2 separate regions of the Homo sapiens genome follow, and region 2 is linked to region 1. Evidence: chromatin contacts called from ENCODE POLR2A ChIA-PET data. All regions are on one chromosome and are shown on one strand. Each heading gives the region's core, a stretch centred on a gene start or an enhancer-like site at or near the end of the contact. The rest is flanking DNA. Distances are from core to core; before and after follow the strand shown. Region 1 holds the start of ESPL1 (extra spindle pole bodies like 1, separase). Region 2 holds the start of HOXC4 (homeobox C4).

The links. ChIA-PET counts read pairs that join two places held with the same protein, here RNA polymerase II (POLR2A).
Region 2: POLR2A ChIA-PET joins it to region 1 with 14 read pairs in activated CD8-positive, alpha-beta memory T cell. The contact joins the promoter of HOXC4 here to the promoter of ESPL1 in region 1. POLR2A ChIA-PET finds 5 or more read pairs at or near these places in 2 of 52 experiments (activated CD8-positive, alpha-beta memory T cell and activated T-cell).

What each region holds. Positions count from the first base shown.
Region 1 is chr12:53,265,472-53,271,137 of GRCh38, reverse strand. ESPL1 (extra spindle pole bodies like 1, separase) reads right to left here and starts at 2,839. Exons shown (of 31, transcript NM_012291.5): 1 at 2,761-2,839; 2 at 2,291-2,383; 3 at 1,053-2,114; 4 at 656-760; 5 at 340-460. The coding sequence starts at 2,371. RefSeq lists enhancers at 2,393-2,472, 2,533-2,902.
Region 2 is chr12:54,051,022-54,056,687 of GRCh38, reverse strand. HOXC4 (homeobox C4) reads right to left here and starts at 2,853. Exons shown (of 2, transcript NM_153633.3): 1 at 2,327-2,853; 2 at 658-1,838. The coding sequence starts at 2,765. The coding sequence ends at 1,483. RefSeq lists a cis regulatory region at 2,562-3,062 and enhancers at 3,639-3,798, 3,094-4,075, 4,076-5,057.

The sequences.
Region 1 (5,666 bases), core at 1,590-4,089:
TCTGGATTCTGATAAGTGAAGAAAAGGAAAAAAAAACATTAAAAAATATAGAAATAAAAAAATATGTTGAAAGGTCATAAGGTTGCATATTAGGTGCAACTGTTAATGCCAAGTTAGATTCCAGTCGAGGAAATAGTGTCTGCTGTTGTAAGTTAGCTTCATCACTTCTCTACTGGTGTTAAACACAGAGTAGCTGGTACTTATAAACATTTCTCTCACTGCCTCCTTGAACCATAAGGAACCCTCACAGTGGTCAGAACCACGCAGCAAGTACTATTCACCTGCCTAATGGGTGATGACCCTCCCACAAACTCTGTGCCTGGGACCCAGGGCACTAACCGGTCATCCCCATGTGGTCCGTCAGCTCTTGGCCCGACAGGCCCTCTAAGGCCTCCAGCATCCAGACAACGGTAGATTTACAACTGTCCACTAGTTGGGTCAGGTCAGCCAAATCAACTATCTGAAGGGACAAGAAGGGTTTGAGAGTGAGGAGTCATGCTGGGTCCAAGATGACCTCCACCGCACTCCACACCCAAAGCCAAGCAACCCCAAAGCTGTTTGAGGGCAGTGGAGCAACCCCAAAGCTGTTTGAGGGCAGTGGAGCAACCCCAAACCCTATGAGCCTAGTCCAGGTACCTTGATTCCCAGACAGTACCTGACAGCCTTGGGCAAAGTCATAAACCACCACAGTGTAGAGGTGAAGTCCCTGAAAGTACATCTGAAGAAAAGACTGCTGTTGCTTGGAGGAGCCCCCATACACCTGAGGAAGGAAGCGGAAGGTTGGTATGAGGAGTAGAGATAAAGAGGGCTCCAAGCTGAAGACTGACCCGGAGTCCTGGAGAGCTGACAGAGCCCAGGGAGCACGAGGAAGGACATCCAGAAGGGCCACTGCCCTCTCAGGATAGACTAGGCTGTTTGCTGGCTCGCTAGGCACTGTCCAGAGAGCAGCTTAACAAGGAGGGAGCCAGGACCTCCAGATCTTGCCAAATACCCTAGGCTGGTAGTGAGTCCACAGACCACGTCCCCACCCTACCTCCAGGTCCTTAACTCACACCATCATCCCGCAGCTGCTGCAGAAGAGAGCAGTACCCTCCAAGAAAAGCAAAGAGGCTCAGAATGGCATCAAGTCTATAGCGCCTCTTGGTGCCTCGTTCCAGGCCTGAAAGGAAGAACTGGCAGCTCTCATACAATGCCCGAAGTGGGGGTGATGGTGCCTCCATACTCTTGCTCAGGACAGCTGATGCCTTGATCAGAAGCTTGGCCACTGCCTGAGGTCCTTCCTCCCCAACCTGCAGCAGCTTAACCCCCAGCTGACATAGCTGAAGGCTAGGGGCTAGATTGGTGTTCCTTAGGTAACTGTGAGCCTTCTCCACTGCGCTGATGGCTTTGTCATGGTGGCGGCTCCAGCAAAAGCGACGGCAGTGTTCCAAGGTGAGCTCCAAGAGGCAGAGGGCCCTCTGGGGAGAAAGAAGCCCAGAAGAGCTCCCTCTCTCACCCACCAAGGCTCTGATCACGTGCCTGGAGAGCAGGTCATCTAGGAAATCAGCATCTGCTTCATTTAGACCATGGCCACTGGCATCAAATAGCTGATGGGCAGCTACCGCTCGACAGGCTGTTGGAGAAGCAAAGTGAGGAACCTCACAAGGGGTACTTTCATCCTCCAAGAGTACTAGGAAGCTCAAGGCCTTCAGCCGAGCTGCAAATGCAGCTCGCCGTTCCAACAGGGCTTCTGCCCCCTTCCAAAGCAGAGAAAAGCTGCCCCGAGCCACGGCCTCATAGTCCTGGGGAGCAGCCTCGCGAGAGCACTGCACCAAGCAGGCATGGAGGGGCTGAGCAAGGCGGAGTGTGGCCTCTGGGCTTCCTTGTGCAGCAGCATTCCGCAGTAAGACAAAGAGAATTCGTTCCAGGTAGAGGGGAGGACGCTGTGGGGTAGACACTAAGTAGCCATCACAGGCCAGCTCTGCCAGCTCCAGCAGGCTCCCCAGATGCCTAGGGCAAGCTAGCTTAGCAGTCAGCTGCTGGTTGCAAGCCCTCAGGATGGCATCACAAGCTTGTCTCCTCTCAGCATCAGATCGGCTGCTGGGAAAACCAGCTGGAGGGTTGGACAGGAACTCCTAGGAGTAGAGAAAGATATGAATGGGGCTAGCAAAGGCAGGAAAGAGGTAGAGAAAGTAACTAGAAATAGGGTTACTCAGAGAGGGTCGCCTACTTATCCATCTCTTCAAAAGGCAAACACAAAACAGCTCAGTTTGGAAAGCCAGGTGTATCCCGAGCCAGGCAGCACCCCCACCTTCAAGGCGGGCAGCAACTCTTCAGCCTCCTTCTGGCTGCTTAGCAGAGTCCCAAAGTTGACTCTTTTGAAGCTCCTCATGACACCGGAGAGCTAGGGAAAAGGAGACCAATTAGAGAAGATTGTTAATGAAGCTAACTGGAGGAAGGGAAGAGGGCTGAAGGTCGTGGAAGGAGGCAAAGAATCACATCAGAAATTTCATCGGGGAGAAAACCCACGCCAGGACGCCGTGCTCCCGTTATAAAAGGACGATTCCGCTCTTCCTTCCTCCGGGCAGATCCCCGACCGCACTACCACACCACTCGCCGCGCTACCCCAGAGGCCTCGGCCCAGCCCTTCAGCGGCCCGGGGCAGTCCCAAGGCCTCCCGACACTCCCTCCAGGAGCCACCCACGCCTCTCCTCGCGTCAGCGCTGGGGATCCCCTTCACTTCAGCACGTACCCACGCTCACGAGTCCCTTCCGGCCTTACCGCCCCAGAGCTCGCCCTCTTTCCTAGGTACAGGACTTAACCGCCTGACCAGTACTCCGCGAGGATCCAAAATGTAACCTTCGTTTTCCGCGCCAGACCCTCCTTTCAAATATCCGCGGCTGCCAATCAGCGGGCGCGGCGCAACGCCGGGCGCGCGGCACGCTGGGAGTTGTAGTTTACCCGCCGCGCTGCGCGCTCCCGCGGCGCCCCGGAGGGTCTTGCTGCTCTGCGCGTTAGGGCCTCTTGGGGGTGCGGGTTTCCCCCTTTTTTCCAGTCAGAGCTCAGTTTCTCAGCTACCTGTCGCTTAGTCGCTATCGGTAATGCCACCCCTTTTCCTCCTTTATCTTCAGAGCTCAGGCAAGAGTTTAAGTTTCAAGAGAAGAGAAATAACAAAAAGAACTTAGGAACTCACGCGGTTTGGGTTACTAGAAAAAAAGGGCTTAGACTTCTACGAATTTTTTTTTTGATAGGGTCTTGCTCTGACACACAGGCTGGAGTGCAGTGGCGTGATCACAGCTCACTGCAGCTTCAAACTCCCGGGCTTAAGTGATCCTCCCACCTCAGCCTCCCAAAGTGCTGACTACGGGCGTGCACCGCCACGCCCAACTTCCTACGAAATTATTTTAAAGATGGTTTTCTAGGGGAACTACAATGAGTACCCGTAGCGACCTCCAGCTCTCTCTCTGCCTTCCAGCCTTACTCCTTCTATTGGTTGTATGAGAAAGACAAGATCTGGTGCTCTTCGATGGGGGAGAGAGGGTAGTGGGGTGGGGTGGGAGTTGTGAGTAGCAGGAAGAACTATGGAAATTCATTCCCTGGGATATTTCACAGTCTTTAATGGCTTATGTTTTTAAGTACTAACCACTTCCCCAAACACAGATTCAGCTGTCTCTTTCCTTCCTCCACCAAAGAATTCAGCTCAAAAGTGGTTATCAGCTTGTCGCTGATGAACTCTACTGGATAACTCATCCTTCTCCATCATCATAGAGCTCTTTTATGAGTTGAGAATCTAGCAGGGAAGATTATTTTTGTAAAAAGAAAGAAAAGAAGGCCGGGCGCGGTGGCTCACGCCTATAATCCCAGCACTTTAGGAGGCCGAGGTGGGTGGATCACTTGAGAACCAGCCTGACCAACATGGTGAAACCCCATCTCTACTAAAAATACAAAAATTAGCTGCTGTGGCATCGGGGGCCTGTAGTCCCAGCTACTTGGGAGGATCGCTTGAACCCGGGAAGCGGAGGTTGCAGTGAGCTGAGATCCCGCCACTGTACTGCAGTCTGGGTGACAGAGCAAGACTCTGTCTCAAAAAAGAAAACCAAAAAAAAGGCCGGGCGCGGTGGCTCACGCCTGTAATCCCAGCACTTTGAGAGACCGAGGCGGGCGGATCACGAGGTCAGGAGATCGAGACAATCCTGGCCAACATGGTGAAACCCCGTCTCTACTAAAAATACAAAAAATTAGCCGGGCGTGGTTGCAGGCTCCTGTAGTCCCAGCTACTCGGGAGGCTGCGCTAGGAGAACGGCGTGAACCCGGGAAGCGGAGCTTGCAGTGAGCCAAGATCGCGCCACTGCACTCCAGCCTGGGCTACAGAGCGAGACGACTCTGTCTCAAAAAAAAAAAAACCAAAAAACAAACAAACAAACAAAAAAAACCCAAAAGAAAATTATTCATCACAGTACTCAATTCCTCTTGCTTACACCTTAGCTATCAGTGTTCATTTACCTATTGTTTAGCAAGCATTCTAGGACTTTTTCCCAACGTATTTTATTATACCTACTTTTTTCTTCTTTTTTTAAGATAGAAACGAGGTCTCACTATGATGCCCAGGTTGGTCTTGAACTCCTGAGCTCAAGTGATCCTCCGGCCTTAGCCTCTCAATGTGCTACAATTACAGGCGTGAGCCACTATGCCCAGCCTTTTTTTTTTTTTTTTTTTGAGACGGAGTTTCGCTCTTGTCACCCAGGCTAGAGTGCAATGGCGTGATCTCAGCTCACTGCAACCTCTGCCTCCGGGTTCAAGTGATTCTCCTGCCTCAGCCTCCCAAGTAGCTGGGATTACAGGCACCCATCACCATGCCCAGCTAATGTTTTGTATTTTTAGTAGGGACGGAGTTTCACCATGTTGGCCAGGCTGGTCTCAAACTCCTGACCTCAAGTGATCCACCTGCCTCAGCCTCCCAAAATGCCGGGATTACAAGCATGAGCCACCGTGCCTGGCCATGCCCAGCCTATCATACCTACTTAATTCTAAACTCCTCAAGGGCAGAGAGCTTATTATTTTTTATTTCTTGTTTGTTTGTTTTTTGTTTTGCTTTTGTTTTCTTTTTTCTTTTTTATTTTCTACTTCTTACAAGAAGTACTTTAAGTATCAACAGATCAATAAATGCTGACTAATACGAACTTGAGTCACATTATTTCCTCATGTGAATCACAAACTTATAGAGGCAGCACAGGATGATGGAAAGAGCTTTGAAAATGAGACAGGACAGAGGAGCCAGGTTCTAGTGCCAGTTCTAATTTGTTCCTTCTCAGTGAAATGGGGACAGTAACATCAAGCCTCACTACCTCCAGGAGTTCTTTTAGCCTCAAATAGAAGAAGGCCTCAGATAGCCTTGAAGACCCTAACGATGATGGCAGTCATTAAAAAACGTGTGGCGCGGTGACTCAGGTCTGTAATCCCAGCACTTTGGGAGACTGAGGCGGGTGGATCACGAGGTCAGAAGATTGAGACCATCCTGGCTAACACAGTGAAACCCCGTCTCTACTAAAAATACAAAAAAATTAGCCGGGCGCAGTGGTGGGCGCCTGTAGTCCCAGCTACTCGGGAGGCTGAGGCAGGAGAATGGCGTGAACCTGGGAGGCAGAGTTTGCAGTGAACTGAGATCGCGCCACTGCACTCCAGCCTGG
Region 2 (5,666 bases), core at 1,604-4,103, 790 kb before region 1:
TCTTTTATTATCTCCAGGCATCAGCCTTTGAGGCCTATCCATAACAAGGGTACCTCCCAGGCCTCTGGCCAGTCTTTTTTCCAAGCCTAAACAAACAGAGAAGGCATCCTGACAGGTGACTTTGCTGCTTCAGAGTCACCAGCTCAAAACCTTCCTTCTTTTAAGAACTCAAATGTTGAGGGGATGTCTTCCTTAATCCCTCATCCCAAAAGAGCCCTAAAAGATGAAAGAAAACTATTCTCCTTCCCACTCCCTAAACTTGCCCCCTTGTCTACAAAGTAGGCAGGCCTACTCAGCACAGAGGAGGGAGAAGGGAAGAGAGAGAAAAGACAAAAAGAAGAAACTGTACCTAACTATAGAAAAGTGAGACACTCCCCACCCTCAGCTCCACTGAAGTGCCCCCAGAGGAGTCTGGTCTCTCTGCAGACTCAGGGGGAAGGAAGGGGACTGGAGAAATCAGCCTTAATCTTCCACATCCCCTCTTCTGAAGATCCCATACCCCAACCCCCTTGCTTGTTCTTCTAAGGACATTGGAAGACTAATGGAGAGCTAAGATTTGTGTGTTTGTTTAAAGTAAACTTAGGCAACTATAGAGAAGATGGGATGTTACCAGGCCAGAGAGGGAGGGGAATAAAAAGAAACCATCAGACATTGACGTAAAACTAATTCACATCCACTGGTTTATTATTGATCACGGGGCATTTCACATCGACACTAAAATTCTTTATTGCAAGTTTTACAATAATCAAGTAAATTCAGTCCAAAAACACAATAACCACGATAGGGGTGGGGAGAGATTCTACCTATAGACTGCCTCTCTGAACTGAAAGTTCATTTTGATTTTCTTTTGGCTCCTCAAACTGAACAGCTCTGAGAGGCTCTCCAGATGCATTTAGCTTTGTCTGCTGTCTTCGCCCCCTCTCCTCCCACACCCCCCCCCAACAATAATACAAAAGAACTTCATAGCTTTGTTCTCCTTAAAATGACTTCCCCCTCACTAACCTCCCCTGGTGCATTTTCAATGCAAAAGGCCTAAGGAAAGAGGGGGGGAAGGAGGAGGAGGAGAAGGATGAGAATTGGCTTTAAAATTTCTTTCCTTTTTTCTTTTCCTCATTTCCCCTGAAATTCACCCAAGCCAGACCATCACACCTTGCAATATATAATTTTTGCAGCTTTTTTTCTTAAAAAATAAATAACCCCCCAAAATGGCCTTTTAAAAAAAAACACCCAGCAGGTACCATGCTAAGACAACATCACATGCTTAAAAGGGTCCTTAACAGTGGGAGGGAGAGGAGGGCAGGGGGCTTGTTTGTTTATCTGTTTTGTCTGTTTGGAACTGACAAGGGACAAGGTGAGAGGAAGAGAGAAAAGAACCTATATATATATATATATATATATATATTAAATTCTATAAATAAGAGTCAATTTGTGTGTGAGGGGAGGGTGGGGGCATGGGGTGGGGGCAGGGGTGTGAGTTATGTTTTATAACCTGGTAATGTCCTCTGCCCGTTGCTGCTCCGGCGGCGTGGCGCTCTGGGAGTGGTCTTCAGAAGTACCCGGGGTAGCTGCCGAAAGGGTGCTGGGCGCAGCGCCGGCCGGGGGTGCTGACCTGACTTTGGTGTTGGGGAGTCGGTGGTCCTTCTTCCATTTCATGCGACGGTTTTGGAACCAGATTTTGATCTGCCTCTCAGAGAGGCACAGCGAGTGGGCGATCTCGATCCTTCTCCTTCGGGTCAGGTAGCGGTTGTAATGAAACTCTTTCTCTAATTCCAGGACTTGCTGCCGGGTATAGGCTGTCCTCGAGCGCTTGGGTTCCCCTCCGTTATAATTGGGGTTCACTGGGGGGAGGGGAAAAGCAAATAGTGGGGTTCAGAGGCAGCAGGCTCCCCGCCCCCCACCCTCACCCCATCCTCAGCTCTGAGAAACAGGAGGAGGGAGTGGTGGAAATAAAGTCATCAAGCTTAAATGGGTTATAAAGAAGTTGAAGGAAGCTGAAGACTTTGTAGTGTAATAAGAGGGGAATCCTCATTGTAACGACACTGAATTATTTATGCGCCCTTAGAAAGCGAGCATAGTTTTCACACATACATAACAGATCGTAGCACATGGCTCGGACTGCCCAGAGTAGCTAAGCCATAAAATTTATGGGGGATGTAATTACCCATTCTCGCTCGTAAATCCAGTTCAATTGTGCTAACCCAGAGTCGCTCCTGGAGAGAGAGGGGGAAGGAGAGAAAGGAGGACGGGGGCCAGAGGGGGCCGAGGAGGGTGGGGAGCGCTAGGGAAGAAGGGAGGGAGGGGGGGAGCAAAAAGCAAAGTTGCCTACCCGTGCTAACGTGAATTTTTTTCATCCATGGGTAGACTATGGGTTGCTTGCTGGCGGCGCTGGAGGGATGGTCGGGGGCTGGCTGGCTGCAGGCTGGCGGGGCTGGGGACGGGGAGGCGGAGGCGCCTGAGAGAGGCGCCGGCTCGCAGAGCGACTGTGATTTCTCGGGGTGGTGGTGGCCCGCCTGGGCCGGCCCGTGGCCTCGCGAATTGCCGGGCCCCTGGAGACTGGTGCAGCTATACTGGCGCTCAGGGTAGCTAGGGCGCGGAGGCGGTGGTGGGTACAGCTCCTGGTGGTGATGCTGGAATCCCGATTCCCTGGTCCGGCCGTAATATTCCGGACTGTGTTCAGGGATGTAGCTATTTTGCGAATATTCTTCGCATGGAGGAAATTTCGGATCGATGTAGTTAGAGTCCATCAAATACGAGCTCATGATCATTAATTTCTGGAGTGGAAAATAATTTTTCTCGCTTTGTCGTTTTTCTGCTCCATAAAGCCCTCCTACTAGCTAGCGACCCTGTAAAGTTACTTTCACCATGTGACTCCTCCGGCCAATCACACGGAGCAACCCAGTCCCCGGATAAGGAACCGAATCGCTTTATTCAAAATGTATCCAATTTTTTTGTGTGTGTGGTGGTGGTGGTGCTGGGAGGCGGGGGTGGGTGGTGATGTGGGGTTAGCTAGCAGAGGTTGGAGTGCCCCCAGTGCACATCCCGCCAGACTGACAACCCTCCCCTGCAAAAGGAGATGGGAAGCTCCCGGCTCCCCTCCAAAGCCCGGGCATTGGGGGACTGTCGGGAGGCAGTGATTCAGCCCCCGCCCAGGGTCTCCCCTCAGGCCTCTGCTGGGCCCCGTGGGCCTCGGCTCCTGAGCTTTTCCAGAGGTCTCCATTCATGGCGATCGTGTCTCAGTCTGTGTAGGTCACGGGGCAGCGCCCCTCTTTCGCAGGAAGAGGAAGTTGAATGAGGACTGGAGTGGATGTTGGATGGGGAGGGGCCCAGGCTGAGCCGAGGAGGCTGGAGAGCCTGGAGTGCCCCCCATCCAAGGATACCAGAGTCCAGCCCCTCTTCCCCATACACACTCACCCAACCCTCTGGCCATGCGGCCGGCGAGGCAGGGTCCCAGCTGGACCAGGCAGGTAGAGGCAGCGGGATGCAAATGATTCTGACGTCATTTCTGGAGGTCTGGGGGTTGAGCCCCCGCTGAAGAGAGACAGGAAGTGGTTGGCAAAAGCAGAGTTCAGAAGTCTCGCCTTCCCCTGCTACCCACTGACCCTCCCTGCCCCAGCCCCAGAGCAGAGGATCTCTTCTACTGCTGGCTTCTGTTTCCACTCCCCATTCAGCCCGGCCTGCTATTTTCTGACAATTATCTCCAAGGAGCTGGGGCAAGGAGGAGAGCTTTCTGCCAGGAGTCAGTGCCCTGTGATGGTGCCCAGCCAAGATCCTGAGAGTTCTTTCTCTGTCCCCACAGAGGGCAGACCTAGCTAAGAGGGAGGCCTGTGTGGGTAGAGCCTGCTTGCTTCTGGCTAGGAGCTGTATCCATGTAACACGTGTGTTTACATGTAAACACGAATTCCTAAAGGCCAGCTCCAGGCTGCTTTCCAAAAACGGAAGGCTAAGCTCACCAAGTTGGGGAGGCACGGCCAGCCTTTGGGGTCTCCAGCCCATTCACACCCCCTGCTCTCTCTCTGCCACCCACTCACAGTAATACTCTGATGGAGGGGGGTGACAGGGCCGTAGAGGAGGGAGGGGGCCAGGAAAAGCTGCTTTCCTAACCACCACCCCCCCCCCCCAGCTAGGGGTGGTCCTGTCATGCCACCGATTCCAATTAACTGATCGCCCATAACTCAGAGTTGCGGGGGGTAGCGGAGGGGAGAGCCCAGGGAGGGAGCCGGGTCCCCTTGTTGTACTTGATAACAATTATAGTTTAAAATCATAGCTTGCCAGGGCTCAGCTATATTTTACTTGATAACAATAAAAGTGACACATAAAGTTAACTGTTTATGTTTTATTTATTAGACTAAATCTGCCAGCGGTGGTAGGAGCGCTTGCCTCGTCGCTACAGCTTTTATAGGGCTGTAAAACGTCATAAATCAGTCTCGCGGAATCGCCCGCACTCTTTGTGTCGGCGGCGGCGCAGGGCTGGCGGCCGCTGGCTGCCTGCTCCCTCCTTTCCACGAAAAGTCGTAATGTGATTTTTTTTCCCTCTGATTTTATTATTATGATCGCCGCCGTGATTAGTCAATCTACCTTTAATTCGCCGCCCTACGCTACCTCCTCCCAGCCCAGCCTGGTTGACACTTGAATAAGTACCTTTTAAAACGGCATAACAACTATTTGAGGGTTTAATTAGAACATCTGCAATTAAGGGAATGAGGAGGGGAAAGGGAAAAAAAAAATAAAGCCCTTGTGAGAGGGAGACTGAAGGCAAGAGATTCCAATCCTTTTCTCATCACCTTTGGGATGTTGGAGAGGGTCCCCACTTCCAAATTAGGGCTTCCCCAAAGGGCTGGAATGAGAGGGAAGCTGGACCCACAGCCGTGCCCAAAGGGTGCGGATTCCCGCCTGGGCCCTCGTTGCCTTCCCTCCTCCAATGCTTAGGCCCCCAGCCCCACCCCAGGCTCAGCAGGGCCAGGGCTTAGCTCCCAAGGAGCTGGTGCTTGGTGGTCCCTGAATACTCTCTCTCCAAGAGGACAGTGCCCATCCCCACTGTAACCAGGCCAGGTGAAGGAACAGGAGTTCCCCAGAGGCTGAACACCTCTAATGGAGATTCCCAAATTCTCAGAGTTGGCTGAGAACCCTTGCCCACTCTTGTCCGGAACTCTCTGCATGTGAGGACAGGCTGGTTTGGTTGGAGAGGAAGTTGAGACTGTGAGTGAGGGGGCGGAGGAAGGCTACTGCTTGGTTAATAGTGGTTTGGGTTGTGTGGGGTTGTCTTAATCATTGGTGGTGGGGGTGGGTTCATTATAAATTGCTGGAAGAGGGCAAAGGGAAACCAGTGCTGAATCCTAGTACCTAAGTCTGAACTGTAGTCCCAGATGGCTCCACCGGGAAGTCCAAAGCTCAGCAAACTTTGGTGCCATGTGGAGAGGGTTGATGAAGAGGGAGGAAACCTTCCCGGCCCCACTCCCAGTCTCCCTTCTAGGCCTGTACCTGGATGCGGCTGCCTCACCTGGAAAGGTGAGCTGTGAGCCTGACTCTCATCCTCTCAGCCCTCACACTCACCTTTTACCATCCGTGCCCTGACGCTAACCCTCTTTTCTTCAATCTTCACCCTCCTGTACTTGTTAAGGAGTCCTCCCCAATATGTTGCCTGTCACATCCCACCCCCGCCAGGTTTC